Linked DNA regions of Homo sapiens: all the other regions are linked to region 2. Evidence: chromatin loops called from intact Hi-C (ENCODE). Cell type or tissue: endothelial cell of umbilical vein. All regions are shown on one strand.

Evidence for each region. Hi-C counts contacts between places; a loop is a spot of excess contacts. Peaks named below come from ENCODE experiments on the same cell type or tissue, not always from the same donor. Only the 100,000 strongest peaks of a DNase experiment are listed, where the experiment ranks them.
Region 1: it touches region 2 in a loop (6-fold over the local background); 11 of 110 quality-filtered maps call a loop at or near these places.
Region 3: a loop joins it to region 2, with 8 times the contacts of the local background. A loop is called at or near these places in 97 of 110 quality-filtered maps.
Region 4: a loop joins it to region 2, with 4 times the contacts of the local background. A loop is called at or near these places in 3 of 110 quality-filtered maps.
Region 5: a loop joins it to region 2, with 13 times the contacts of the local background. A loop is called at or near these places in 5 of 110 quality-filtered maps.
Region 6: it touches region 2 in a loop (7-fold over the local background); 17 of 110 quality-filtered maps call a loop at or near these places.
Region 7: a loop joins it to region 2, with 7 times the contacts of the local background. A loop is called at or near these places in 22 of 110 quality-filtered maps.

The regions. Positions count from the first base shown.
Region 1 is chr3:158,725,786-158,729,785 of GRCh38, reverse strand. All of the region lies in intron 1 of RARRES1 (retinoic acid receptor responder 1), which reads left to right. Among named protein-coding and RNA genes, the nearest start is that of RARRES1, 4.7 kb to the left of the region's middle. RefSeq lists a silencer at 240-418. In endothelial cell of umbilical vein, a CTCF peak has its summit at 1,841 (motif pointing left); a DNase peak (open chromatin) is centred at 1,835; H3K27ac peaks cover 354 bases.
Region 2 is chr3:159,251,311-159,255,310 of GRCh38, reverse strand. It overlaps IQCJ-SCHIP1 (IQCJ-SCHIP1 readthrough), which reads right to left. Exons shown (of 10, transcript NM_001414413.1): 3 at 2,504-2,584. IQCJ (IQ motif containing J) reads right to left here. Exons shown (of 4, transcript NM_001042706.3): 3 at 2,504-2,584. Among named protein-coding and RNA genes, the nearest start is that of SCHIP1, 20 kb to the left of the region's middle. In endothelial cell of umbilical vein, a CTCF peak has its summit at 2,333 (motif pointing right); DNase peaks (open chromatin) are centred at 2,360 and 2,870; H3K27ac peaks cover 403 bases.
Region 3 is chr3:158,843,548-158,847,547 of GRCh38, reverse strand. No RefSeq gene overlaps it. Among named protein-coding and RNA genes, the nearest start is that of MFSD1, 43 kb to the right of the region's middle. RefSeq lists enhancers at 170-219, 1,374-1,668. In endothelial cell of umbilical vein, a CTCF peak has its summit at 1,596 (motif pointing left); no DNase peak of the experiment used is centred here.
Region 4 is chr3:159,090,726-159,094,725 of GRCh38, reverse strand. All of the region lies in intron 1 of IQCJ-SCHIP1 (IQCJ-SCHIP1 readthrough), which reads right to left. The region is part of intron 1 of IQCJ (IQ motif containing J); the gene reads right to left. Among named protein-coding and RNA genes, the nearest start is that of IQCJ-SCHIP1, 23 kb to the right of the region's middle. In endothelial cell of umbilical vein, no CTCF peak of the experiment used is centred here; no DNase peak of the experiment used is centred here.
Region 5 is chr3:159,156,620-159,160,619 of GRCh38, reverse strand. The region is part of intron 1 of IQCJ-SCHIP1 (IQCJ-SCHIP1 readthrough); the gene reads right to left. All of the region lies in intron 1 of IQCJ (IQ motif containing J), which reads right to left. Among named protein-coding and RNA genes, the nearest start is that of IQCJ-SCHIP1, 89 kb to the right of the region's middle. In endothelial cell of umbilical vein, a CTCF peak has its summit at 2,288; a DNase peak (open chromatin) is centred at 2,179; H3K27ac peaks cover 945 bases.
Region 6 is chr3:158,793,211-158,797,210 of GRCh38, reverse strand. No RefSeq gene overlaps it. Among named protein-coding and RNA genes, the nearest start is that of MFSD1, 6.8 kb to the left of the region's middle. In endothelial cell of umbilical vein, a CTCF peak has its summit at 2,061; no DNase peak of the experiment used is centred here.
Region 7 is chr3:159,128,765-159,132,764 of GRCh38, reverse strand. All of the region lies in intron 1 of IQCJ-SCHIP1 (IQCJ-SCHIP1 readthrough), which reads right to left. All of the region lies in intron 1 of IQCJ (IQ motif containing J), which reads right to left. Among named protein-coding and RNA genes, the nearest start is that of IQCJ-SCHIP1, 61 kb to the right of the region's middle. In endothelial cell of umbilical vein, a CTCF peak has its summit at 2,470; a DNase peak (open chromatin) is centred at 3,814.

The sequences.
Region 1 (4,000 bases), 530 kb after region 2:
TTCCCCTTCCAAACCATTTTAAAAAGGAATAATAGGCTGGGCGCGGTGGCTCACGCCTGTAATCTCAGCACTTTGGGAGGCCGAGGTGGGCAGATTACAAGGTCAGGAGTTCAAGACCAGCCTGGCCAAGATAGTGAAACCCCTTCTCTACTAAAAATACAAAAAGAAATTAGCCGGGCATGGTGGCAGGCACCTGTAATCCCAGCTACTCGGGAGGCTGAGATAGAGAATTGCTTGAACCCGGGAGGCAGAGGTTGCAGTGAGCCAAGATGGTGCCACTGCACTCCAGCCTGGGCAACAGAGCGAGACTCCGTCTCAAATAAATAAATAAATAAATAAAGGAATAATAAAATAACTTGCATTATCATGCACTTAGTCACCCCCTTGAAAATAAAATAAGATATTTGACATCCTTCATAAAATAATCAAACTAGCTCTCAAAACCCGAGTGAATAAAGTAAAAATTCCCAGCCCCTGCATTGCTCCAGTGAGGATGCAGGGGCTGGGAATTTTATATAAGTTACATAAATCTTAAAGAGGTCTTAAACATCATTTAGTCCAATGGCTTTGGGAAAGGTTATTTAAGTCTTTTCTGGCTATTTCCCTGTTTGGAATGGAAATAATTCATGTTCTGCCAACAATGTCAGGTGGTCTAAGGAGTCATATAAGATATGAGTGCCAATTAGAAAGTATAAAAATGTGAGTTCAGGGGTAGTCTGTTCATCCATTAGCTATGTATTGAATGCTTACTCTGTGCCAGGAACTGGGCTAGAAGTGTGGCCTAATTCATATTTAGCATAGGGTCATTAGGGAAGGCCTCTTTGAGATTCCCTCAGTTTTGAAGCACTCCACTGCCTGAGTGAAGAGTGTAGACACACCTACATGGAGCTTTCAGTGTAGTCATAAGAAATTCCTGCCTCCATTATAAGAGCAGTCATAGCACTGGGGAGAAGTAAAACATGGGCCAGGCGCAGTGGCTCTCGCCTGTAATCCCAGCACTTTGGGAGGTTGAGGCAAGCAGATCACTTGAGGTCAGGAGTTCAAGACCAGCCTGGCCAACATGGTGAAACCCCATCTCTACTAAAAGTACAAAAATTAGCCAGGCATGGTGGTGCGTGTCTATAATCCCAGCTACACAGGAGGCTGAGGCATGAGAATCACTTGAACCCGGGAGGCAGAGGTTGCAGTGAGCAAAGATCATGCCACTGCACTCCAGCCTGGGTGACAGAGCGAGAATCTGTCTCAAAAACCAAAAAAAAAAAAAAAAAAGAAAGAAAAAGAAACCACGATTGATCCCTCCAAACTCAGGTTTGCACTCTACCCAACCAGTGCATTGTTGGACTGAGTGCTCAGCTGCTGCACAATGTCTATCATCCATCCAGAACTGACCCTGAGGGGCGAGCAGGTAGCCAGGTAAGGAAGAGAAGTGTAGTTCATGGGTATCCCTCCCAATTCTAGGGGTCACTGCATTCCTTTGTAAGATGAGAGGCTGAGATGAAGTCAGGGTTTTTCAAACTAAGGGCTCACTAGGGTTATAAAGCCAATTTAGTGTGGGATCCGGTTTTTTTTTTTTTTAAACGAAATAGTATAGACTACAAACGATTAGAGTGTATTGCGAAAGCAAGGGTAAGTAGTGTCTCCAAATGTGTTTCAGATATATATGTATGACCTAGGTCATAATGAGAAATTCAGTTCTTGCTGTGGGCTGCAGCTTTAAAAAGTTTTGAAAGCCTTTAGACTAAATGATGTTTAAGACCTCTTCTCGCGCTGAAATTCTTTGATTCTGTGAGCTGTTGGCGCGTCAAGTTATCTTTCATTTTAAAAATACTGTTGCCCTCTGGTGGTGAAATGCAGCAATAGCTGTGGTAGTAAATTCAAGGAAGAACTAAGTGCTAGCTGGAGGTGGGTGGAGTGGAGTGGAGGAAGTGTTGTTTTGTTTTGTTGCTAATTGTAGGCGAAATCACAGACCACGATTTGTGTTCCCTCACTGCCCCCACCTGATGCCTTTCTTACCTGGCCTTACACTACCTTTCCATAACCAATGAGGCTTTTACTTTTCTAGTATTACATGGCATAGGCTCAGGACCCACAGTTGGAGTGGTGGGAGATTTTGGATGGTGCTGAGCGATCTTATGCTTCCCAGGGTTTCCTGGATCATCCCCACAATGTTTGCCCCGCTCCTGACTATTCAAGGCTGTCCCTTACTTGAAGACAAGTCTCCTCTTGCCACTCAGCAAGTTCTGGGACCACTGGCTCTGCGTGGAGCATTTGGTGAGAGGCCGGCCTTTTACTAACATTTTGAGAGACTAGCTGAAATCTTCAAGTGCACACACTCTGTAAGAAAGTCAACCCATTCTGGAATCCACTATTGTTTAGGAATTGGCCACTTAAACAAAACACCCTCTGACCAGGCCAAGACCAGTGGTTGGAAACATACTTTAAACACTTGATCAAAGCATATGGGGAGAGGGGAGCTATGCCCATATCTTAATTGCTTCTATTTAAAATAAAATCTGTAAGTGTACATTTATCATCTATCTTTTGATATAGGGCCAAGGCCATTTAACTGGAGCTCCTTCCAGTCTGCACTGGTCATTTCTTACATTGTTATAAAGGAATATCTGAGACTGGGTAATTTATAAAGAAAAGAGCTTTGATTGGCTCATGGTTTTGCAGGCTCCCCAGGAAGTGTGGTGCTGGCATCCGCTTCTGGAGAGGCCTCAAGGAGCTTACAATCATGGCAGAGGGCAACAGGGAGCCAGCATGTCACATGGCAAGAACGGGAGCAAGAGAGCAAGTGGGGAGCTGCCACACCCTCAAACAACCAGATCTCAGAGCAAGAATTCACGTATCACCAAGGGGAGGGTGCCAAACCATTCATGAAGGACCCACCTCCATAATCCAGTCACCTCCCACCAGGGCCCCCTCATCTCCAAATTGGAAAGCACATTTCAACATGAGATTTGAAGAGGACAAACATCCAAATCATATCACAGTCTTTCTAGCAAGAAAACACACCCATGGGGAATCGTTTGTGGTTTCCATTTTTGTTTACTTATGGTGGAATGAGCTCTCAAAGAATATGCTGAACAACCCTCTGCTTTTACTTTTCCTTGCCTAATCTCAGCTTATTAACACCAATTCAACAGCTAAATTTCTAAAGCATTTAACTTGACTTCATGGACATGACATCTTTGTTTGTACCCGCTCTTCACCAGTTTACAGAATATTTACTTATGTAATGAGGTACTAAGTACATCTGATATATGCAAGTTTGGGAGCAAAGCAGCTGGCTTTGGGTAAGCATCAGGCCAGGCCCATATAGGCCACTAGGCAGGAGCCCGTGCTCGGGGGTTCAGTCCACCGTGGGTCTGACAGCAAGCATGGAGCCCTGTCCACTAGGCCACAAGGCAGTTAGGAGAGCACTTACTCTACTATGAAAACCTTTATTCCTTTGTGATTTCTCAATCTATAAAGCACATTAATACAACATAATTTAATTACTGCTCTTGAGGTCTTCTCTCCATTAATGTCAATAATTTTGAGGTGATTCAGGAGACTAGGAAAGCAAAACATTAAATTGTCCATTGAAACAAAAACTGGAGAATTAAAAAGGCTGCAATGAACATAGAGGGAGAAGATAAGTAATAAAATACTCAAGTGAACTAAGGGAGAAGATAAGTAATAAAATACTCAAGTGAACTAGTCTTAATTTTCATGTAAGGAAAGCTCCTAAGGGCTTTTATAGGCATTAGGAAAGAACAGCAGGGAGGGGGATATTTGCAAGATAAACTAGGATCTCTTCAGTGCCCTCACACTGCCCTAAGGATGAAACATAACAATTCTGAAAGCACAGAAGAGACAGGCAGGAATCTCTCCTTCCAGGCAATGTTTGTGCTGAAATAGCACAGATGTGCCTACGGTCTCCACCCCATCACCCACCACAGCAGCCATCCGGTCTGCAGACTCTGATCGCAGAGTCTGGGTCTAGCATGGGGTG
Region 2 (4,000 bases):
CACCCTGTATGGGAACTGTTTACTCTTTTCTCATCATGGAGGGGAAAGGAGAGCCTTCAGGAGAGGGGATTTTATGGTGGACTGACCCTCACTTCCCTCCACCCCCAGGAGAAGATAGACTCTCAGTTGGTCCCCACCAAAAGAAGTCAAAAGACCCTAAGAGAAAGCCTGTGATAATACAGGGTGACCGTGGTACCTGGGACAAGGGCACATTTTTTATACCCAATGCTCTTCAGGACTAAAAAAACTTATCTTGGAAAGCAGGAATGAGAATATCCCAAGATTGTCCCTGTTGAAGATGCCACGGTCAGCTGGAGGAAGGCACTGCTTGGTGCATCATGGGGCAAAGCCCCCGCAGAGCAAGGGGCACAAACCCATTGAGGATGTGCAGCCTATACTATTGGGGGGATTACAGGAGACCCAATGGCCCCTTCCCTCAGAGTCCCAAAACATAGGACAGTTGTTAAAGGAAACAACTGCTGAGAGTGAAAGTGTCCGCCATCTATTCATAGGAAACCTGGGGCAGTCTTGGTATTTAGTACATGGGGGTGGGAGAGGTAACACTGATAAAGGAAGGGAGAAGGAGGGAAGGGAGAAGGAAGGAGGAGAGAAGGGGAGATAGAAAGAGGAGAGGGAAAGGAAGGAAGCAGAATACTCAGCTGTAGAAAAGGTCTCATGTATGCAGAGAGGAGATTTTCAACCTGCCATGAGAGTTAAGAATTTAATAACCACATCAGACAAAAGTCACTGAACTAGACTAAACTCTCCAATGGGACTCAAGTTCTATTGTTGGGCAAGATTAAGTTTTCTCTCCTTCCTTTCTCTCCAGTGAGCAGAAATGGGATTCAGAATTATTAGAAGAGATAAAAACCATTCTGTTTGCACCTCATTGAGCTGAGACTCCTCCAACAAATCAACAAATATAAAATCTCAGGCTCTCTGAGCTGGCTGGAATCTGAAGCACAGAGATTTTTTTTCTCTGCCTAGTCCTTCTCCTGGTACCTACCCCACAGCCCCTACATATTGAAGGTGATGGGAACTGAAAAAGACCCAGGAGTTTTTCTAACTTAATTTCAGCATTCACATTAAACACTCTAATTTGTCATACACCAACTTTTCTTTCACCAGCACATTTTCATTTAACAGGACCTTATCTTAATGAGAAAATTCCTAATGATAAAGCAACCTATGTTTGCCAACTAATGTCCTGTGTAGTGAGGCTGACACACTGCTTACACAAAATGATTCGATAGCCTGATTCATTATGTATTTAGTAAGTGTGACACAGAACTTTGTAGCTGGGCACCCCACTGGTTCAGAAGTCTTGTTTGGACTTCATCTTGAGGGGTAGCCTTCTATGCTCATGCAGAGGCAAGCTTTTTACTGGTGACCAAGGTTAACATAGATTTACAGGGGTATGTATTGGTATTTGCTCTTATCCAGCAGGATATTATGTATTTGTGTGATTTCTGTTTTAGTTCCTAAGTCCAGCAACAACTTGGTGTTGTTCAACGTTGTACACACCTCAAGGTGCCCTTCTTTAGGGCGATTTCTTTTCTAAAAGATTCCTCCTTGCACGTTAAAAAACAGATCAGTGATTCTGGCCAAGCTCAGATATGTTAACATTCTCGTTTAAATTCTCATGCTTCTCGGAGTGTTATACTGAGTGTGTGAGTGTGTGTGTGTGTGTGTGTGTGTGTTTGTGAGGGAGAGGGTGGGGAGAGAGATTAAATATACACTCACTGGCATTTCTCATATATGCTTCTGAAGGAAAATCAGAACAGGAAAAGATCTCGGAAAACGGTCATAAATATTTTTGAAATTGCTTCCAAGGTAATTATAACAGGCCCCTTCTCTACTTAAAATGGTTTTAGAAGGTTAATATTTTGTTCTATAATAAAGTCTTTCTCAATTTGGATCTTGTTAGTTTCATTTTGTTAATATTGAGATGTTGTTAGCACTATTTTAAGGTAATAGTCATTTATAATGGGGGAGGAGGCTTACATTTGGGTATCTTAACAGACAATAAGAAGAAAAGGATAAGAAGTGAGAAAAAAAGAAGAGAAGAAACATTTTCCCAAAATAATTGAAAAGAAGCTGAAATAGAAAGAAGAGGATTTTTAAAAGGGTGTGTGTGTGTGTGATACATAGATGGCTTGAGGTGGAAATAACCAAATTGTTCAAAGATAGAATTAACCACCAAGTTACTAAGACGAAAGGCAAAGGAAAATGCTAGTGGAAGTTAAAGGATTGTACTAGACAAGAAATGGAAAAACCAAAAAGTGGTGAAAATAATGGCAAGCAAATAATTCCCTGTACTACCCAGTAGATGGTGCTGTGTACCCAAAGTAGCTGTGTTCCTGCTTAGAAGAGGGAGGAAATAATATGCAGCACATGAATGTAAAATAAAGATGCATAACTGTTGTGCCCGAAAATTCCAGATTTATTCAGGAATTCATAAAACTAGAACTAATTGCTTAATTTATACTTTGAAATAACTTACATTTTCACCTTTGATTCCAAGGGCTGTAGATTGAGGGGATACTTTTCAATATTATTCTCTGCATCCATGGCCAGCTGGTGACTAGAAACAGAAATAATGTCTCAATATCTCCCAATCCAGAAGGTTAACATCTATAGCAATAATACTGCTAATTTATACTTATGTGTAAAATAAGATGTAGATTCAATTTTGTTTATTTTAATTTATTAAAGTTCCTGTTGATGGATGATGGATGAGTAACCATATCATGAAAAAAAAAATGTGGCTTTGACTTTTATTTCTGTTGTCCTTTTGCTGTTCTCAACTAACATTCATAGCTATGGTATGAAAATCATTTCCTTTAAGAGAAAAGAAAAGGAGCATATTGGACAATTTCAGGGGGAGAAAAAACACAAGGATATGGTTATAAATTCCATGATACTGGCCAACTAGTAAGTTGTAGAGAAGACCTTACTCATCCCCAGTAGTACCACTGCCACTGGACCTTTCCTCCTTTCATTTGTAAGCCGTTTCAGGGCTTCCACTGGGAACAAAGCATGGATCTCTGACCTGTAGAAAGGCAGAGGGCTATAGAGAAATGATCACTGCTTTCAGTGAGCTTATAGCACTCTTAGTGCTACAACGATCAAGAAGGGCTTCATGGAGAAGGCAGCTCTTGGGATGAGTTTTGAAGGACGGATAGGAAGTAGGTAAGTTGAGAGTGAAGGGCAACATATGAGGAAGACAATAAAACAAATAGAGGTGAAAACATTCAAAGGATATTTTTAGAAAATAAAGAGAAATTTGGTCGAAGTGGATGAAAAAAATAGGAGAACAAAAGGAAATAGGCTTTGATAAGCAGAAAGCTAATAGTTACTGGTCTCATAATGTGTATAACACACTGTCATAGGCATTTTATGTGCATTATCTTATTTATCACAGTAACTTCCATTAACTAAGTCACTTTCCCCACTGTACAGCTGAAAAATCTGAAGCTTGGAGAGATAATGTTAAATTTACTGTACAGGAGGAACCCCATTAAAACTCACATCTCACTGCTCTCTCCACCAGAAGGCACTGGTTGGAGTATTTTAATATCAGGATTATTAAACTTAATCCCACTGACTGAAGTTTTCATAGGTAATATATTTAACATCCCAATTCAGTACTTGTGCATGTGGTAAGGTAGGGGTGTGTGTGTGTGTGTGCAATAAAAATTTCAAGAAACATTACTCCCCCAACTACATGTGATATACTTTGATTTTTGAATTATATTTGAAACTTTTTTTAAAAGGTCAGTGGTGACCCACCAAATTTATTTAACAAACCATCAATAGATTATGATCTACAGTGTGAAAAGCTTTTCACACTGTAGATCATAATCTATTGCAGCAGGGAGCTCCATGCATTTGGAGCAGGGAAATATGATAAATGGAGGGTTTAAGGATGATTTGTGGTGGGAGTGAGCAAGGAGAGTGACATAAAACTAGTTAGAAAGCTATTCAAATAGTCCAGGTT
Region 3 (4,000 bases), 410 kb after region 2:
GCACACCAGGGTGTTAGCACTGTAAGTAGCATTTTCCAGGCAGGCTGTCAGGGGAACATGCTGCCTGAGGGTAAGACCAGATCAAAGGAGGGGTCCTGGGATACAGCCCCTACTCTGCAGATGCCTTAGGCAACTTTGCCACGACTCCTGGAGCCCCCGGCTCTGCAACTGATATCTTATCTTGCCCCAAACCAAACCAGCTTTTTACATTTCTTCATACACAGCACACAGGAAAGACTCAGTCATGATGCATTTAAAGATCTTTGATGCTAAATGAAAGTAAAAGGAAAAAGATTTTTTCAAAATCCCCTTTCAGAGTCCTGAGCCTAGAGGCAGTGATGGGCTTTCACAACTACAGGACAATATAGCTACAGCTATTTTTACCACATCATTAATTGAGTTTAAAAATTCTGATTTCAGAGTCAATTTGGGGTATCACACAAATGTACATACGGATTAAAAAGAGAAAGGTAGTAATTATTTTTCCAGAGTCACACTGATTTCAGAGCAGCCACCTTCTCTGCTGTGACAATACAAGTTTCCCAATCACTCCCTGTTTACACAAAGTTGAACTTGTGTCAGATCCTTGTAAACAGAACACAAAAATGTGCAAGCTGCTGTACAAATTAATTATTGAAATTAAGTACTCACTGTCTCTAGAAAGTCTTCTAAATTATTTAAAGAACCCAATTTGCTTTGATTGTGAAAAAATAAAAGCCCTTGGATTCCCATATTTCAGGACAATTCAAACATGGAAGAGGGGCCCAGGTACAGAGAAAATGTAAGCCTACGTTGTAAAAATATAATACAAAATCATTAAAAAGCTAACATCAGTGCCGTTTATGATCAGACTCAAGGTATATCTTAAACTGAGTATAGGGTTGCTATGTGTCTACAGCCATGCCACCTTAAATGCGCCTGATATCAGAAGCCAAGCAGGGTTGGGCCTGGTTAGTACTTGGATGGGAGAGGGGTCTCACTCTTGTCAGTTTTTATTTTAATATTATATATTATCTTTCTTTTTATTATCTCCAGATCATGCTTTTTGAGCTAGGGTTCTGTCATCTATGACAGAGGTGCTATATCTAGTGACTTGAGAGATGACTTGCTATTTTATTTCCATGTCTTTCTTCTTCCAGGTGGTGGTGACAGGCACTGGAGGGACAAGTAGGTAAGAAAACATTCCCCGGAAATCTGGGAACTTGCTGAATCTTTGCTTTGTAAAAAGTCCAGGCTTTCCCCAAATCACCACAGACATGACTTCTACTTAACCTCTCTGAACCTCAGTTTCCTCAGCTGTAAAATGGGGGAAAGGTGCCTGCCATGCCTATCTCACGGGATAGTCTGAAGAATCATCCCAACAGGCAGCTTTCAACTGGCTACACTCTATTCCTTTGTGTGAACCTAACATAGTAACTGCAGACAACAGACCAATAGGAGATTCTTTGATCGGTGGGATTTTTTTACATGTCTTCAATGAATCATATCTCTTTCACAGCTGCTATACCTGGACAAGACCCTAATTCTGGCTTCCATTTCTGGGGTTGAGGCGGGGCAGCAGGTAGCGGGAGGGATTGTAACCTGTTGGTCTTTATTGCCACCTAGTGGTCAGGTGGACAAATAACATCAAGTTATCCAGTGGATTTGAAGCACGTTAGAAAATTAATTCCAAAAAAACCACCTGCTACTTTAATCCACCACCTAATTAATTGTACACAGGGGGCCCCCCTTATATAAACCTGTTAAAAATCAAGTAATTATGCTGTGATGTAAATAAGTCCCTAGTTCATCTTTGCAAATTAAGAATTGTACATATGAATCAAGTTATTATTTTTAAAAACTTATAAAAACAAACTTTTACTGTCTGAAGGCATTTATGAGACTCCATCAAATGGTTTCATTTGTTCAAGATATTCTCCAGATGGAGATAAAATATTAAATGCTAAAGTCAACTCACAGATTTAAATCCATGTGTTCACATGGCAGAGAGAGCAAGCTTTCTGGTGTCCCTTTGTTTCTGTTTTGTTGTTGTTGTTGTTGCTGTTGTTGTTTTCCCTGAGACGGAGTCTCACTCTGTCTCCCAGGCTGGAGTCCAGTGGCACAATCTTGGCTCACTGCAACCTCTGCCTCCCGGGTTCAAGCAATTCTCCTGCCTCAACCTCCCGAGTAGCTGGGATTTCAGGCGCTCGCCAACACGCCCTGCTAATTTTTGTATTTCTAGTAATGATGGGGTTTCATCATGTTGGCCAGGCTGGTCTCGAACTCCAGACCTGAAATGATCCTCCCACCTCTACTTCCCAAAGAGCTGGGATTACAGGCATGAGCCACCGTGCCCAGCCAGTGTTCCTTTTAATAAGAACACCAATCATATCAGATTAGGCCCCATCCTTATGACCTCAGTTAACCACAATTACTTTCTTACTCCAAATACAGTCACGTTGGGGTTAGGGCTTCAACATATGAATCAGTGGTGGATAAAATTGGGTCCACAGACAGTAACAGACAGGGATAAAGTGACCCTGTCCATCCTGGGGTAGCAAAGCCACACCTGCCCTCCCACCCAGCCACATAAACCAAAGAGCTCAGGTCTCCAGGTTACCACTGTCTCTAAAAGAGGCAGAGGGAAGAGAGGGAAAGAGAAAATGTGTGGGTTCTCTCCCTCGTGGCAGCCCTGTGGGGCACTTGCCTCTCTTCTAGGTAATTCTCACAGCAGTCTCCCCAGAAAGGGATTGTCTCATTTTACAACAGCTGAGGAAATCATGGCTCAGAGATATGGTGAGCGCTTTAGAAGGCATACTTGTTCCTGGCACAGGTGGGATTTGAGCACTTCTCACTACCCCAAAACAGTCCTTTGAAGGGCATTAGCCCATGGGCCAGATCAGAGTACTGCCTACTAGACTAGGGGTCCTAATAGGCCCTAGAGGATTCTCTGACCCTCAATCTCCTCATCATAAAACAGGGGTAATAATGTTTTGCTCACAAGGTTGTTCTGAGGATTAAGTAAGATCATGTGGGTGGACTGCCAGACCCAAGCCAGTGCTAAATCATGGTGGATTCCCGCCTCGGCTTCCCTCCAAGAGCCAACACGGAGATGGGAAGGCAGCTTCACCAGAAATTACTAAGCATTTTCCAGCCCCCCAGATGAACAAATTATAGGGTACAAAATGAATGAAAACAGCTTTTTTACTCGCCCAGCCATAAAAACTTTGCTCTCCAGATTTTAAAGCCAGGGAGCAGGGTGGTGAGCCCCTCAGCAGGCTGAGGCATGGAAAGCCACCGTCCCCTGCACCAACCTCATGGAGAGCCACTGTCCCCCGCACCAACCTCAGAACTCCAGTCCTCAGCCTGGTGCTCACCTCAGACCCTCACCACCCACACAGTCATCAACATTGTAGAGCTCAGACACACCCTCAACTCATCTGGCTCATGCCTCACATCCAATGAGGCCCGTCACTCCTGCCTCAGCAGCATCTCCTGCTCTGCATCCACCCTGCATGGGCTTGCTTGGGATGCTGGTCATTTGTCACCTGCGTGCACTTCAACAGCCCCACACTGGTCTGACCAGTCACTCTCTCTGTTCCAGGCCCAGGACCATATTGCCATCTATACTTCCTATACAGATACAGGAGAGGGGATTTGCTATGGGAGTTGGCTTGAGCAGTTATGGGGCCGAGAAGTCCGACGATATGCCATCTGCCAGCGGGGGAAGCAGGGATGCCGGCGGTGTGGCACATTCTGAGTCAAAAGGCCTCAGAATCAGGGGATCCAATGGTGTAACTGTCTGAGGCTGAAGGCCTGAGAACCCAGAGGGCAGATGGTGCAGGTCCCAGAGTCCAAATGCCAGTGAACCTGGAGTTCTGATGTCCAAGGGCAGGAGAAGAGTGTCCCAGCTCCAGCAGAAACAGTGAATATGCTTTTCCTCTGCCTTTTTTTTCTATCCAGGCCCTCAACCTGATTGGATGGTGCCCGCTCACACTGGGTGAGGGTGGCTCTTCCTTAC
Region 4 (4,000 bases), 160 kb after region 2:
GATCACACATCTTTTACCAATTCTAATCTCATTTTTCTGTTCTAAGGATTCTAAGGGATTCACAAGGATTCCCTGTATTCTCTGCTTCTCAGTGAACTCATCCCAGGGTGACACATTGGCTCTCTCCATTTTGTAGATGTACAAAGAAAGACAACATTGAAGGATGGAATCGTGTAAGGTAGGGTCTGATATCTGTCCTCCTAAAACTTCCCCAGACCTATGCTGGCTCTAGAATCAAAGAAATTATCATGGACATATATTTAAAACTTCCAATAGTAAAAAAAAAAAAAAAAAAAAAAAAAAGCAGATCCTGTACAAAAAACTGCAGAGAATTAAAACAAAAAAGATCCTGAAGACCACTGAGGTGCCTCTGAAGAAATTTTCCACCTTCCTTTTCTATAATATCAAATCTCTGCTATCTAATATCTGGTTTCTACAATATCTGTAATATCTAATATCTAGTTTTTTTAACCAAACATAAGAACCTTGAGGCCAATATTTGTCTTTGTCCCCAGTGGCTGTCGTGGTCTGGACCTATAGCAGCTTCTCAATCCATTATTGTGAATGAAGGAAATGTCACTTTGAAGATGGCTAGGAGCATAGATTTTGGACATTGCCAAGAGAAAACATGTAAAGGAGAAAAAGCTCTAGTCAAAGAGCCAGGAGGCCCAAACCCTGTTCCTATCACTAACCAACTAATTACCTGTATGACTGACAAAGGCTTCTTACTGGCTGATATGATTTGTCTGTGCCCCACCCAAAATCTCATCTTGAATTGTAATCTGAATTGTAATCCCCAAGTGTTTGGGGAGGGACCTCATTGGAGGTGATTAGGTCATGGAGGAGGTTCCCCCATGCTGTTCTTGTGATAGTGAGCAAGTTCTCAGGAGATCTGATGGTTTTATAAAGGGCTTTTTCTCCCTTTGTTCTGCACTTCTCTCTCCTGCTGCCATGTGAAGAAGGATGTGTTTGCTTCCCCTTTCGCCATGATTGTATTAATAAGTTTACTGAGGCCTCCGCAGCCATGCAGAACTGTGAGTCAATTAAACCTCTTTCCTTTATAAACTACCCAATCTCAGGCAGTTATTTATAGCAACATGTGAACAGACTAATACACCGGCTTTCCCAGCCTCTACCTCCTCATCATGAAAATGAAGGTAGACCCTGTCCTGCCAGGCTCCCCAGGTTATGGTGACATCAGTTTCGAGGGCAAGGCACAATACAGCTAACTGAGGTCATCACTCAAAAGTGGAGCATTTTATTGGAAATGTGGGAGCCAAATCTTGACAAAAAGATGTAAAACCTTTATACAGAGAATATCATCTATTATCGAAGAATTAGTTAGCAAAAGGAGTTGGAAGTGGTGATATAAAAGCTCCTGACTTTTCTCTTTGAAAATGATCAATCTCTAGGAAACTGAGGTAGATTCATTTTCAGGCAAAGGCTGGCTGGAAACAAGGAAAACACTAAATGCTTCTTGCCAAATTGTCACGAGAGTCTAATAAAATGGTAAGAATCCTACAGGTTTATATGCTAACCTACACCTGCTGACTGAGATGTGAGTAGAAGATTCTGAAGGACACAGATTAATACAAATCCAGACATTTGCTTCATTGTTGCTAAGAAGGTATGGAGGTGAAAAGGAATCAAAAAGCAGATAAAAATGGGAGTCAAAGTTTGAACTACCACCGAGGGATTTAAAATGAACTATCATAACCTTGAGAAATAAGGAAAGTCCAAATAAGTCACCAATAAATTAACAGTCTAAACCAATTTTATCAGCTCATAAGTCCACTGAAAATTTAGGTATTTGAAAGTACACTGTAGAGATCGTGAAACTTCACCCCTAAATACCTCAGCACATGTCTCCTAAGAATAAGAGTATTCTCTTACATGACACAATATACTATACTGGCTAAAAAAAAAAAATAGTTAATTCAGAAATATTATCTTATAACAGTTTACATTGACATTCCCCCCGTTGTTTCTAAATGGTGTGTGTGTGTGTGTGTGTGTGTGTGTGTGTTTGTGATGGAGTCTCACTCTGTCGCCCAGGCTGGAGTGCAGTGGTGCAATCTCGGCTCCCTGCAAGCTCCGCCTCCCAGGTTCACACCATTCTCCTGCCTCAGCCTCCCGAGTAGCTGGGACTACAGATGCCTGTCACCACGCCTGGCTAATTTTTTATATTTTAGTAGAGAGGGGGTTTCACCGTGTTAGCCAGGATTGTCTCCATCTCCTGATCTCGTGATCCGCCCACCTTGGCCTCCCAAAGTGCTGGGATTACTGGCGTGAGCCACAGCGCCAGGCCTAAAATGTCTTTTATGGTCTTTATACAGGGTAGAGAGGAGAATCCAGGATCCAATCAAGGTCCACATAGTGCATTTGGATGCTATGTTTCTGTTTGGTCTGTCCATAGCTATAACAGTCCCAAAGATACCAGCCACTTGTCTTACAAAATATCCCACATTCTGGATTTGTCTGACTGTATCCTTGTGATTATATTCTGATTTAACATTTTTGCCAAGAGTACTATGTAGGTGATATTGTATTCATCTTACTGCAACTCATCAGGAAGCAGATAATGTCAAGTGGACCCCCTCTTGGTGATGCTAGGTTGGGGAAGGTGATGTCCTCCAGAGCTTTCCACTGTAGAGGCACATTTCCCCCTTGTGGCAATTTAAGTCATCTGAGGGGTGAGACTTTGAGAGTATGAGAATATTCTGAATCCCTAAAATGATTTTAGCATCCATTGACACTCTTTGCTTAATTTATTAGAAATTTCAAAATAGTTATTATCTAATTCTATTATTCCTTCTACATTTATTAGCTGAAATTCTATGAAGCATAGCTTTCTGCACCACTCTTTCCTCCTTTCTCTTTCTTTTTAGAATCACTATGAACCCATGGGCTTTTAAAATTTTTATTAAAAAGTTACAATATTTTAGTGCCATTATCATTCTGATACTCAAATTGTCCCAAATTTTAGCCAAAGGAAGTCCTTCAAGCTGCCGTGTGTGTGTGTGTGTGTGTGTGTGTGTGTGTGTGTGTGTGCATGCGTGTGTGTGTGTGTGTGTGTGTAAATACCCCTTTAGGTTCTCATAACTGTCTTGATTTCTGACACTGCAGACTCACTGCTATGGTCTGAATGTTTGTGTCCCTCTCAAATTCATCTGTTGAAATTCTAATCCCCAAGGTGATGATATTAGAAAGTGCAGTCTTTGGGAGGTGATTGGGTCATGAAGGTGGAGCCCTTATGAATGGGATTAGTGCCATTAATACCATTAGGGACCCCAAAGAGCTCTCTATAACTCTTTCCACAAGGTAAGAATACAACAAGAAGTTGAGAAGTCAGCAATAGGCAACCTAGAAGAGGGTCCTCACAAGAGCCCAACCGTGTCAGCACCCTGATCTTGGACTTCTAGCCTGCAGAACCAAGAGAAATAATTTTTGTTGTTAATACGGCACCCAGTCTATGTTATTTGCTGTTAACTGCCTGAATAGACTAAGATATTGTCTCTGCCCTACACCTGTATTCATGCATTTCATCCAGGAGCATTCTTTCTAATCAATGTTATTGTAGCAAAAGATGATGAATTATGAAGATGACAGAACTATAGTTCTTAAAAAAAAAGGCCCTAAGAAAAATTCAAGTTAGGGTTTCCATAGGTCAACATTAATTATATTAACATCATTTTGAAAACTTCCTCAATTAATGCTTTCCACTATAATTTAGGGATTTAGTTTTTAGCTACATCTGCAGGAATTATAATACAAATCAACTGGGGAAATTAAGAAAGAACAAAACCACATTTTATCCCTTATTCCTGAAAGCTGGTAAGGCTTTTATGTTATGTCCACATGAAACCAGACAACTGAACAATTTTGTCGATTCCTTCCAATTGATTAATTTTGTGAAAAGAAAAGGTGGGAAGCCCAAGTCTAGGTCAGGCAAATGGGCTGTGAGTCCCAGCTCTGCCTTTCAAGGGAGAGGCCTGGCTGT
Region 5 (4,000 bases), 95 kb after region 2:
ACCAGCATGGCACATGCATACATATGTAACTAACCTGCACATTGTGCACATGTACCCTAAAACTTAAAGTATAATAATAATAAAATAAAATAATAAAATAAAAAAATAAAAATATAAATCACAATTACAACAACAACAAAAATACAAAAATCAGCTGGGCGTGATGGCACACATCTATAATCCCAGCTACTCAGGAGGTTGAGGCAGAAGAATGGCTTGAACCCCAGAGGCAGAGGTTGCAGTGAGCCGAGATCACACCACTGCACTCCAGCTTTGGTGACAGAGCAAGACTCCATCTCAAAAAAGAAAAAAATAATAATAGAATTATGTTGGATATGTGGTAAGTGCTCAAAAAATTACAGCCATAATGAGTACCTCCTCCCCCGGATGAAGGTGTGAGTGTTGGTGATGGAAACAGGGCAGCATCTCTCCCAATATCTTGCCTCTGTGCTAAGTTTTGCCGAACCTCAGTCCAGAAGAAAGGAAAATAGAAAATACAGAAGAGTTAGTCAAGTAAGAAACTGTCTCTCTTGATAGCTTTATGTCATTTGAGCCATTTGATGAAGACCATGGTATCTCTGTTAGTCAGATTTGCAAAGGAATACCTGAGGATGGGTAATTTATAATGAAAAGAAGTTTATTTGGCTCACAGTTCTGCAGGCTGTATATGAAGCATAGGGTCGGCATCTACTTCTAGTGAGGGCCTCAGGAAGTTTACAATCATGGTGGGAAGGTGGGAAGGTGAGGAGGAGCAGTGTGTCACATAATGAGAGAGAGACAGAAAGAGAGAGAGAGAGTAATATAGAGAGAGGGAAAGTTGTGGGCTCACTCACTCATAACCAAGGGGATGGCACCAAACCATTTACGAGGGATCCACCCTCATGGCCCAAACATCTCCTCTAGGCTCATGGCCAACATTAGAGGTCACATTTCAACATGAAATTTGGAGGGAACAAAACATACAAACCATAGCAGTATCCTTTTCAGGATAATGTTTTTGAAGACAGAAAATAAATTACATGGGTTTACAAAGGAAGCTAATAAGAATGGAATATAGTTATTAAAATACTTTTAAAGCACAACTATGATTATGTAGTACCTGTGCTTATTTATCAACACATAAAATAACTATCTAGCTGTATTGACGATTTTTAAAATTTTCTGTGTGCTTGATGCGCTGGTATTTGAAGCCTTGATCATGGAGAGACTGTACCTCCCAGAGCTAGCTAATTCCTAGAAAGAGCAAATTACCCTCCTACAAACACACCTTTGATATACTTGAATATACTTGATATACTTGACTTGATTGATTACAATCAATTCAGAGCCCACAGCCCCAACCTTCTCCTTTATCAAGCTCTCTCTCACCCAGCCAATATTCTCTCTGTCCTGAATTACCCCATAGCCAGGTACCAGATAAGGAGGGACCACCTCTATAGCCCAGAGTCCACCAAAATCATTCAGACTATCTAATCTTAGCTTACTCAGCACACCCATGCTGCTTCACCTCTTTCTTCCTATTAAAACTACAACAAAGGGGTTTTCCTTTAATGGGCCATGCTCTCCCCTCTTGACCAACCCCAGTGCTTCCCATGTGGCTCTCCTGCCTCCTGACCAATCCCAGTGCTTCCCATGTGGCTCTGTGTGGCCTACTGGGCCTCCAGTTTCTAGAGACCTGTGGGTATGAACCTCTTCCTTCATGAAAATCATGTCTGTGTCTGCTATCTTACCATACCTGATTAAAACAGATTCCAAGTATAAATTTTAGGACACTAGGAGTGGGTCAAATAACTTCACCATTTGACATGATGATGAATGTAAATGATGTTTTAGAATATTTGCAATGACTATAGTGTGACATGGCTACATCCTTCATTTATTTTAGTAACAAAGTCACAGGTACTGCCAATTCTACTCTGGTTTTACTTACAGTTGTTATTGAAGAAAATGTTTCATTTCACATAGAGGTTAGTAAAAACAAAAATGTATTTTTTCCCACCCAAGTTCACCAATCCTTGACTTCAACAGTCCATGAATCCCAGGTTAAAAGCTCCTGCAGACAAATATAGCTGGCATTGTACTAATCATAATGCTGGCATTGTACTAATCATAATGCTGGCAGCTCTCCAAAATTGGGTTCTGAGAATTCCGGAAACCCTTTCAATCAACCACCAGGGAAGGAAGACCAATGACACCACTAAGAAGCTTCACCACCTGAACTCACAAAACTTCTGAGTAATTGTTCTTCATCAGAAGAACTTTCCACTTTCTCAAGGACGTATTGTTCTGCCTCCTACAGGGCTTCCAGCATCATCACTGCAGCTGTCACTGGCCTCTAATACAATGGCTCTGTAAGATACATCAGCCCTGCAGCTTCTAGAACTGCTGCTTGTAAGGGAACATCTCAAAATTAACTTAAAAAGATTTGTAGTTTTTCTACAAAACAGTACCTTTAAAACATTTTATAACAGAAAAACTGGTTTAAAAGAAAATTGCACATATAAATATAAGGCAATTTATATTAAAATGACAAATAAATATTCTCTTTGACCTAGTAATTCTACTTCTGAAAATTTATATACACACCTACTTGCACAGGTGCACAAAAAATATTCATTGTTGCATTGTTTGTGATAGAAAAGGATTGGAAACAGCCCAAATGTCTCTCAGTAGGGAATTGGTTAAATAAACTGCTGCCCAACCATATGGGAATATTATTTGGATCTACACAAAGAATAAGGAAGCTCCCTCTGCACTGAAGTGTTTTTAAGATATGTTATATGAGAAAATAACATGCACAATAATGTAGGCGTAGTATGCAACCCCATGTGTAAATAAGAGGAAATGAATATATGTTTGTATGTGCATAAAGTGGAAGGATATATGAGAAATTATTCTAATAATAGTGGTTATTTGTATGCTGGGCCATGAGAATCATGTAGATGTTAGACAAGGGCAGAAGGGAAATTGTTCACTTTTACCTTCACACATTCCTATATCTGTATCTATACCTATAGGTATATATTAAACTGAGACCATATAAATGTAACATCTATTCAAAACATTTTTTAAAAAAGTTTTACCTTAGACCTAATTGTAGGCTACAATGAGTTCACTACTCATCATATAAATGTTTGCTTATCCATCAACATTGCCTAAGGCTTCCACTGACCAGAAACATTGTCAAATGTTTGTTTTTGTTAAGAAGATAAAGACAATCATGAGAAAAAATGATATGGAGGGAAGAGGCGAGAAAAGAAAAGGGAGCCACTTATAAATACATTTATTTTAGCAGACTGACCGCAAGTTGAAAAGTGATTCTGGTCAATTGGCCATACCATAGTTCGTTGCAATTACTTGTGAGGAGATGTCCACAGATCAAAGATGTGTGATGAATGCCAAAGCCTGAGCCAGCTTCCCTGGACAACAACCCTTCTCCCTTATTTTTTCTTCTCAGTCTCCTCCTCCTCTCCACAACTATCCAGCCATTGTGTGCTTGGGAAATGCAAATTAATTTCAGTATTAGACTAAGAAAAACACAATTAAGAAGGTAAATCTGCCAGTGGAAAGATCAGGCCACACAACACAGACTCAAATATAACTGACTTTTGGATTATCTACAGCTTTGAAATGCCAGGTCCATTGGTAAAAACAGCCAGGTGTAGGTTATAAGGACTTAAAAAGTTGAAAATAGTCTAGTAAGCCCCCTGGCTGGCCTCCTTCTCATAGCTGAATTGGAAGATGAATCTTTATATGTTATTAATCATTGGATAGGCTCAAATATCTTTAAGGCCTTTTTATTGATTGGGGCACTGGTTTTTGCATGTTTATTTTAGTACTAGAACCCTTCTTCTAAAGAAAATTTTATGCATGAACTTAAGGGTATGCAAAAGTGGAACACCTGGAGCTCTGTCTCTTTACACCTCTTCTACCTGCACTCCTTCCCCAAGATATGACCAAAGTCATCTCCAGAAATGCCTTAGTGTTGAAAGAAGCTTTT
Region 6 (4,000 bases), 460 kb after region 2:
GTATTTGGGTTTACTTCTGGACTTTCTTTTCGGTTGTACTGCTCTTTCTTGTCATGCACAAGGACCACTGTTTTTATTTTAGAGGCCTTAGAATATGTTTTAGTGACTGGTAGATGTAGTCCCCTTTCATAGCTTTTATTTTTGTTTTCCTGGATATTCTTCCATATTTTTCCACCTGAAATTAGTATCAGCTTGCCTAGCTCCATAAGAAAACTGGTATTTTTTTAATGAACTTTGAAAATTAACTTAAGGAGACTTTAGTTTTTAATGTTAAGTCATCACATACAAAAAAAAAAAGTGGTGTTCCAGTTTTTCAAACTATTTCATGTCTTTTGAGAGTGTTTTAAAGTTTTCTTCATATATATTTTACAAATTTCTTGTTAAATTTATTATTCTTTGTTGCTTTTGTAAATGTAGTTTTCTCTACCTTTATGTCATGTTACTGATTATGTATGTGAAGGCTGTTGATTTATGTATGTTAAGTTTATGTCCTGCCAACTTATTGAATTCTTCTCTAGTTTGACTTAGTTTTGCTGTTAATTTTCTGTGATATTCCAGGTGTACTGTCATACCATCTGCAAAGACAAAGAGTTTTACTCACTCTTTTCTAGTTCTCCTGCCTTCAATTGATTTCTCTTTACTAACTGCAGTAGTGAGTATCTCCAGTTCAATGTTAAATGGCAGTGAAGATAGTGTACATTCTTCCCTTAGACCTGGGATAAATATTAAACAAACAGAAGAGAAAGGAATGCTCTTCCTTGTAATAGAAAGCCAATCAATACATGTAGAAGGAATGATGGAAATATAAAACCACTGTTTGCTAGGCATCATCATAATATCTGATCCAGGCAAGAATCAGTAGTTACTAAAATTAGTGGATAAAAGTTTGAAGTGTAAAGGATATATGCATAATCTCAAAGTAGCTCCTCACCAGAGATTTATTAATGACAAAGGAAAAAATAGTGCAGAAGCCTGGCCCACATACGTGAACCAAGTGATCATAGTTAATACTACCAGTATTGGAACAAAGTGACATTATGTGCCCCCAGATATGCACTGAAACTGAAAACACAAAACTCTGTGATTTACCTAACAAAAGCTCATCATACCTAAATCTCAGCATAAGGAAACATCAAACAAACCCAAATTGAAGGATATTATACAAAATAACTGGCCTGATTTCTCAGTGTCATAAAAGACTAAGGAACTGCCCTGATTAAAGAAGACTCCAGAGACATAACAGCTGAATGCAACACATGATCCAGGATTTCTTTGGCTATAGGGAACATTATTGGGACAGTTGACAAAATCTAAGTTCTGTAAGTAATTTGTATTCTGTCAGCATTTATTTTCTGATTTTGACTACTGGACTGTGGTTATAAAAGAAGGTACCTGTGGCCGGGCGTGGTGGCTCACTCCTGTAATCCCAGCACTTTGGGAGGCCAAGGAGGGCGGATGGATCACCTGAGGTCAGTTCAAGACCAGCCTGACCAACATGGAGAAACCCCATCTCTACCAAAAATACAAAATTAGCCGGGTGTGGAGGCGCATAGCTGTAATCCCAGCTACTCGGGAGGCTGAGGCAGGAGAATCGCTTCAAACCAGGAGGCGGAGGTTGCCGTGAGCTGAGATCAAGCCATTGCACCCCAGCCTGGGCAACAAGAGCAAAATTCAGAAAAGACGAAGACGAAGACGACGAAGACGAAGACGAAGAAGAAGAAGAGGAGGAGGAGGAGGAGGAACTTGTTTTTAGAAAACACATACTGAGATATTTAGAAGTCAAAGGACATGTACATATATTAGATATATATGTATATGGAGAGAGAATAAAACAAACATGGTAAAATGTTGCCATTTCAGGTGTCTGGGTAGAGGTATGTGGGAACTCTTTTTACTAGCCTTACAACTTTTCTGTAAATCTGAAACTATATACACCACACTTTGACCTCCTAAGAGTCTTGTGCATCTTTGTATCTCAAACATCTAGAACAGGGCCAGCTTGAAAACTGCTTAATAAGTGAATCCCTTAAATCAGGAGCACGTTACACCACCTAGTGGTGTAACAAAGGAAGCTTACTGCTGTGGAAAAACCTGTTCCTGTCCACAATGAACTTGCTCATTCTAACTGTGTTGACCTATTATTAGCCAAACAAATTGCACTTATTTTATAATTATCAAGTGATGGGAAAGTGAAAGCAATTTGGGGTGTAAGTATAGGCTTTATCATCTTGGACACAAGGTCACTAGACTGACCAGCCTGGTTTCACAGGTGTGGGGGTGGTTGCAGCCTCTGGAGCAAAGTTAGCCACACAGACAGAAAAGAGAATAGGGTAACTCCTAAAAATCCAAGTTCTGGATTCAGTCTTCATGTGCATTTACTTCCTACAACTCCTGAGTGCTGTGTGAGCCAAAACATTCTCTTTATCTTCATCCTTCATATTGGAAGCCAAGATGTAAACCCCTTCAATGCCTTCTTTTGTCTCCCCGGTCTACCCCCACCCCCACCTCTCCCCACCAGCAGTGCAGGTTTCTAGTATGGGACAAGAGAGGAGTGTCTGGTTCTGCTTGGGAGCCCAGAAGCAGTGAAAAATGAGCTTGATCTTGAAGAATGAAGAAGACTGGGAGTGGGGGTTGGAGGGGCAGAGTAAGGGCATTTCAGGCAAAAACAACATCATATACAAAGGCCTTAGAAAGAGATTCTGACTCTCTCAACTTCTATATTAGCTTCATCCAACTCTACATAGAAGATGTGCAAAGACAGCCTTTGAAGTCTGGTGAAAATAACTGCGTTGATTTGGATCATGGGATTAGACGTTGGTTTACTTCCATATAGTGACTCATGAAAAATAGTTTATGCTGACTTATGTAATCACAGGAATGAAAAGTTTTTGTATTATTATGTAAATGAAGTACCAATTTTAAAAGAAAAATATGTACTCTAGGAGTCTAAGGCTGTCCTTATATTTTAGAGCCTAACTGGCAAAACTAGTGGCCAAGATAGCAGGAAAGTGTCCACTGAGAGGTCTAGGGAGTTCATGTTCTCACTCCTAAGTGACTGCTAAAAAATGTGAACACATGGCCATAGAGAGTGGAATGATAGATGGTAGAGACTCAGAAGGGTGAAGGGTTGGGAGGGTGAATGTGAGAAATTCTGTACTGAGAAATTACTTAATGGGTACAATGTACATTATTTGGGTGATGAATACCCTTAAAAGCCCTGACTTGACCACTGCATGATCTATGCATGTAACAGAATTGCACCTGTACCCTATAAATGTTTACAAATTTAAATAAATGAATAATAGATCTGAAAGAATGTTTATGTGCTTAATAAATACTGCTTTTTATTGTACACTAGCCCCCGCCTTATCCTGGGGGAACACTTTCCAAGACTCCCCAGGTAGATGCCTGAAACCATGGAGTGTACCGAACTCCTATGTAAACTATGTTTTTTTTCCTATACATACATACCTATAATAAAGTTTAATTTATATATTAAACATAGTAAGAGATTAACAATAATAACTAATAATAACATAGAACAACTGTAATGATACACTGTAAAAAGAGTTATGTGAATGTGGCCTCTCTCCCAAATATTGTATTGTACATATTTTCTTATGTTGATGCAAGATGATACACTGCCTACATGATGAGATGAAGTGAGGTGAATGATGTAGTCATTGTGACAGCAATAAGCTACCATTGACCTTCTGTACTCCTGAATCCGTTTAACCATCCCTTACTTGCAGTAAATGGCTTGATGTCACTAGTTTTAGGGGATCCCTTGCTGAAGTCTTCATGTAGCTGAATGCTTTTTGGCCTAACATTGCCATCAATCAGAACACATTTTCTCTTCATGTCTTCCACCAATAAATGTAATACCTTTTCCATTTAACTAAGCACTTGGCACACAATGGATGGCCATAATTTTTGCAGTTTGAGATGCAACAGCAAAACTAGCATGAATTTCTTTTTTCTTCTTCACAATTTCACAAAG
Region 7 (4,000 bases), 120 kb after region 2:
ACACTTAGATTATGCTTTTGAATTCATTAGCCATAAAAACTAGATACGACATCTTCCTAAATGAGCAAGTAATTTCCTAAATTTGAGCCTCACACAGTGGCCTTATCGGTTAGTAAGAGGAATCGATTGGTGATCAGTAAGGCTCTTTCCATTCCTAAAATCCCAGGAGTCTAAAGCATCCAAAGGCAGGAAACAGATTGAATTAGACTCCAAATATTGGCAACCACATTATTTGTCTCTGGTCACACAACTTCATTACTCACCCATCTTTCTCCTACTGGAAATTATATAATAAAAAATCATTTGTGATTACCAGAGGAGATGCTATAAAATTAATTGTGTTAACTCAATCATTTAGGGGAAGAAAAATCCAGCCAGAAAGATCTTCAAATGACAGCATCTTAATCCATGCCTGGATATCGTGGGAGAAGAGCAGGGGTTTCTTTTAATTTTTCTCCAAATCACACTTCTTAGTTACTTAGAGCTTAAAAGGATTGGGTTATGTATGAAAAAGAAGCTGAAGGAGACAACCCCAAGGTAACTTCCAATTCTGAGCCTAAATCTTAAAAAACAAACAAACAAGAAACTCCAAGACCTTCTCAACTGAAAACAGCAGGCTGTAAAAATCCCAGGAGAAGCTCTGCTAACTTGCACATGATCTTTCTTTAGCATTTAGTACAAAAATACAGATAGTTTCCAAACAGAGGGTGAGGATCTATGGGTCAGCTGGAAGGGCTGACAGAGGCAAATTCATGGCAGCATAATCTCTGGATGGGGAAAACAGGCTTGCTCTATTTGTGTGTGTGTGTGTGTGTGTACTTAATGTAAAAGAGTGGATTTGATGTAAGCCATAAGGAATAAAAAGAAGGTACTCTCTGCACAAAAACTAAGCAAAATCATGTAGACAAATGAGAGCCTGAGAATCACTGTTTATTATTGTGTGCCAGACCCAAGGCTAAATAATATTCATTTATATTTAAATTTAATCCCTTCCCACCTGTACCAGTTGGGATCTTGGCAGGAATAATAATTAGCTCAGCTGGTTCAAGGGAACAGACCTTAATGAAAGGAGTGCAGAGGTGCAGAGAGGAAAAAGTGAACTAGTAAGGGATGGTGAGGCATCCAGAAACTTACAACAGTAGACAGCTGTTATCAACCTCCAGGAAAATATAATGTTACTAAAGCTCAGTGAGAATTGCACCATCTAGGAGGGTTTATCCTGGAGACTGAGTTCAAGGAGGGGCACAATCCTTGCCAGATACTAGGCACAGAAGCAGAGAGAGCAAAGAAGTGCCCCAGCTTCTTTCCCATAACTTTCTGATTTGCCAATGCCTCTCATTGGCCAAATTTAATTGACAGCTAACTGGCCAGGGAGCTGGATGAGGCATTCAGAGGGATCAGGCACCCAGAGCACAGAGAAAAGGAGAAAAGTAGAGAGGGACTTGGGTGGGGGTGAGGCGGGGGGTGGTGTGTAGTGCCCAGAGCACAACGTTAAGAGAGAGACATACTTATGTGTGATGTCATTCTTATTTGACATGTCAAGAAACTGAAGCCCCAAGTAGTTGAATTACTTGCTCCGAGTCACACAACTAGCACCATGTGGCTAATACAGGATTTGAACCCAGGACTTCTACCTCCAGGTATGTGCTCATTCCTCCATGCTGCTCTTGTGGTACCTCACATTCACAAGCTCTTTGCTGTTTACCAATTCTTTTACATACTTTGCCTTCTCTGTTCTTCCCAAATTCTTTCCCTAGAATAATCCTGAGAGGTAGGAAAGATAAAGTTTTATTTTACAGATGAAGGAGTTAAGGATTAAAGGAGCAATTAACACTTTTCTTCTGAAAGATAGGTGATAATTAACAGCTTGGATCAATAGCAGAAGGGAACAGGCAATAAACAAACAAAAAAACTATATTTCTATAGAAAAGTAAATCGGACTAAATTATGCTTTATTGCTGCTTTTGTATGCTTTCTATAACCATACTCCACTTAACTAAAAGAAGTACATATTTCTTAGAGATTAATCTACCCTTGCTCACCTTTGTATCTGACCCTGGTGCTTCCTGACATACAGGAAATGCTCTATAAATATTTGTGAAATAAATATATACCTGAGAAGCTACAATGTTTCAAACTATACATGCCAGGCAAGGTACACAATGTATTTTATTTCATCTTCTCCTCAACCTTATGATGTTGATATCACTATCATCCTCATTTTACAGATGAGGAAACATCTTACACAGTTAGCAGATGATGTGGCCAGAATGCACTCACATCTCTAGTTGCTCTATGTCAAATATTATCTCATGCAATGTCACATGTACCTCTTTTGCCCCTTAGAGATCTAGGTACTGTGGGCTCACAGTTCCACCAATTCTGTGGTCTTTGAAAGTCAAAGCTCTACCTACAACATCTCTCAATTCCTAGGAACTTGCATTCCATCACATACTGCCTCCCCGTGGCCTAAGTTGTAAAAGCAATAGCAAGCAGCATAGACTCAAGATGACATTAGAAAGACAGATGAGGTGCTTATATCACAAAACTTCCCAACAAATAACTGAAAATTTCATATTAAAAGTTTACTGTATGATTCTATTTACATAACATTCTTGAAATGATACAATTATAGAGGTGGAGAAAAGATTAGAGGTTCCCAGAGGTTAGGGATGGGGAGGGGAGGGAGATGGTTTGCTACAGGAGTGCAACACTAGAAATCCTATGGTGGAACTGTTCTTTCCCTTGACTGTGGTGTTGCTCACACCAATCTACACTTGTGATAAAATTGCATAGAGCCAAATACACATCGGCATCTGCACACACCCACTTGTGCACACACACACAAGTGCATGTAAAACTGGTGAAATCTGAATAAGGTCAGTGGATTTTATCAATGTCAGTTTCCTGGTTGTGATACTGAACTGTACTTATCCAAGATAATACCACTGGGGGAAACTGGGTGACATGCCTAGGGGATATCTCTGTATTATTTCTTACTGCTGTGTATGAATCTACATCAGGGATAATGTATATTAGTTCAAAATGAAACAATTTTTAAATGTTTCTATATGCTAAAACTGCTCTTTATTATGAGGTTTTTCTTTTAGACCACACCCTTCCTTCCATACAAATGATTTCCCTTTAGTTCTCATTCCTCTCCCCTGAACTTTTCTTCTGGGAACTTTACAACTCTTTCCCCTCTATTACACAGAGAAATTTGGCTTTTTTGAGCTTCTACCACCACAGATGCTCACCAAGTTTATGACAGTGCTGAGCAAACAAAGAACCCCACCTCTAGTCAACTTGTGCCACAAGCTTAGAAGGCAAGGAGGTTACAAATAATGGAATATATTTTCAGGTGCAATTAGATTTGCAGATGTTACTTAGGGGGAAATGGCTAGCTCTATAGGACTAGCCCTGAGCTTCTCAAACTATTAAGTGAAAACAAGAGACAGAAATGAAAATTTTTTCCTATTTCACAAATCAGCAGATTTGGTGTAGACTTGTTATCATCCCAACTTTCTGCTAGTTACAGGATGTGTGGCCCAGGCAAATTATTTAATCTCTTAGGGCCTCTGTTTCCTTATCTACGAGATGGAAATACTAATAATTATTAATACATCAGAGACTTGTGATTGTTTTCTCCTCTATTTTCCAAATTATCAATGTTGTTATAGTAATTTTTCATAAAAGTTGAAAAATTTGTTGTTATTGTTGTTGTTGAACGTGTGATGAGTTGGTATGCGTGGTTGTTTTTAGCAGTGGATAAGATTTTAGCAAACAGAGATAGGGATAAAAAAAAGAAATAGAGTTCTGAAGAAACAGGATGAGCAAAGACAGAAACAGGAAAACAAAGGGCATATGAGTTCTGAAAACAAGGGGCTACATCATTTGGATGGAATATGAGGAAGTATTTAAGAATTGTGCAAGACTTGGGTAGAAAAAGATGAGTCAGACTATATTGTGAAGGAGAAGTTTGTTCTCAAAGCACGGTAGG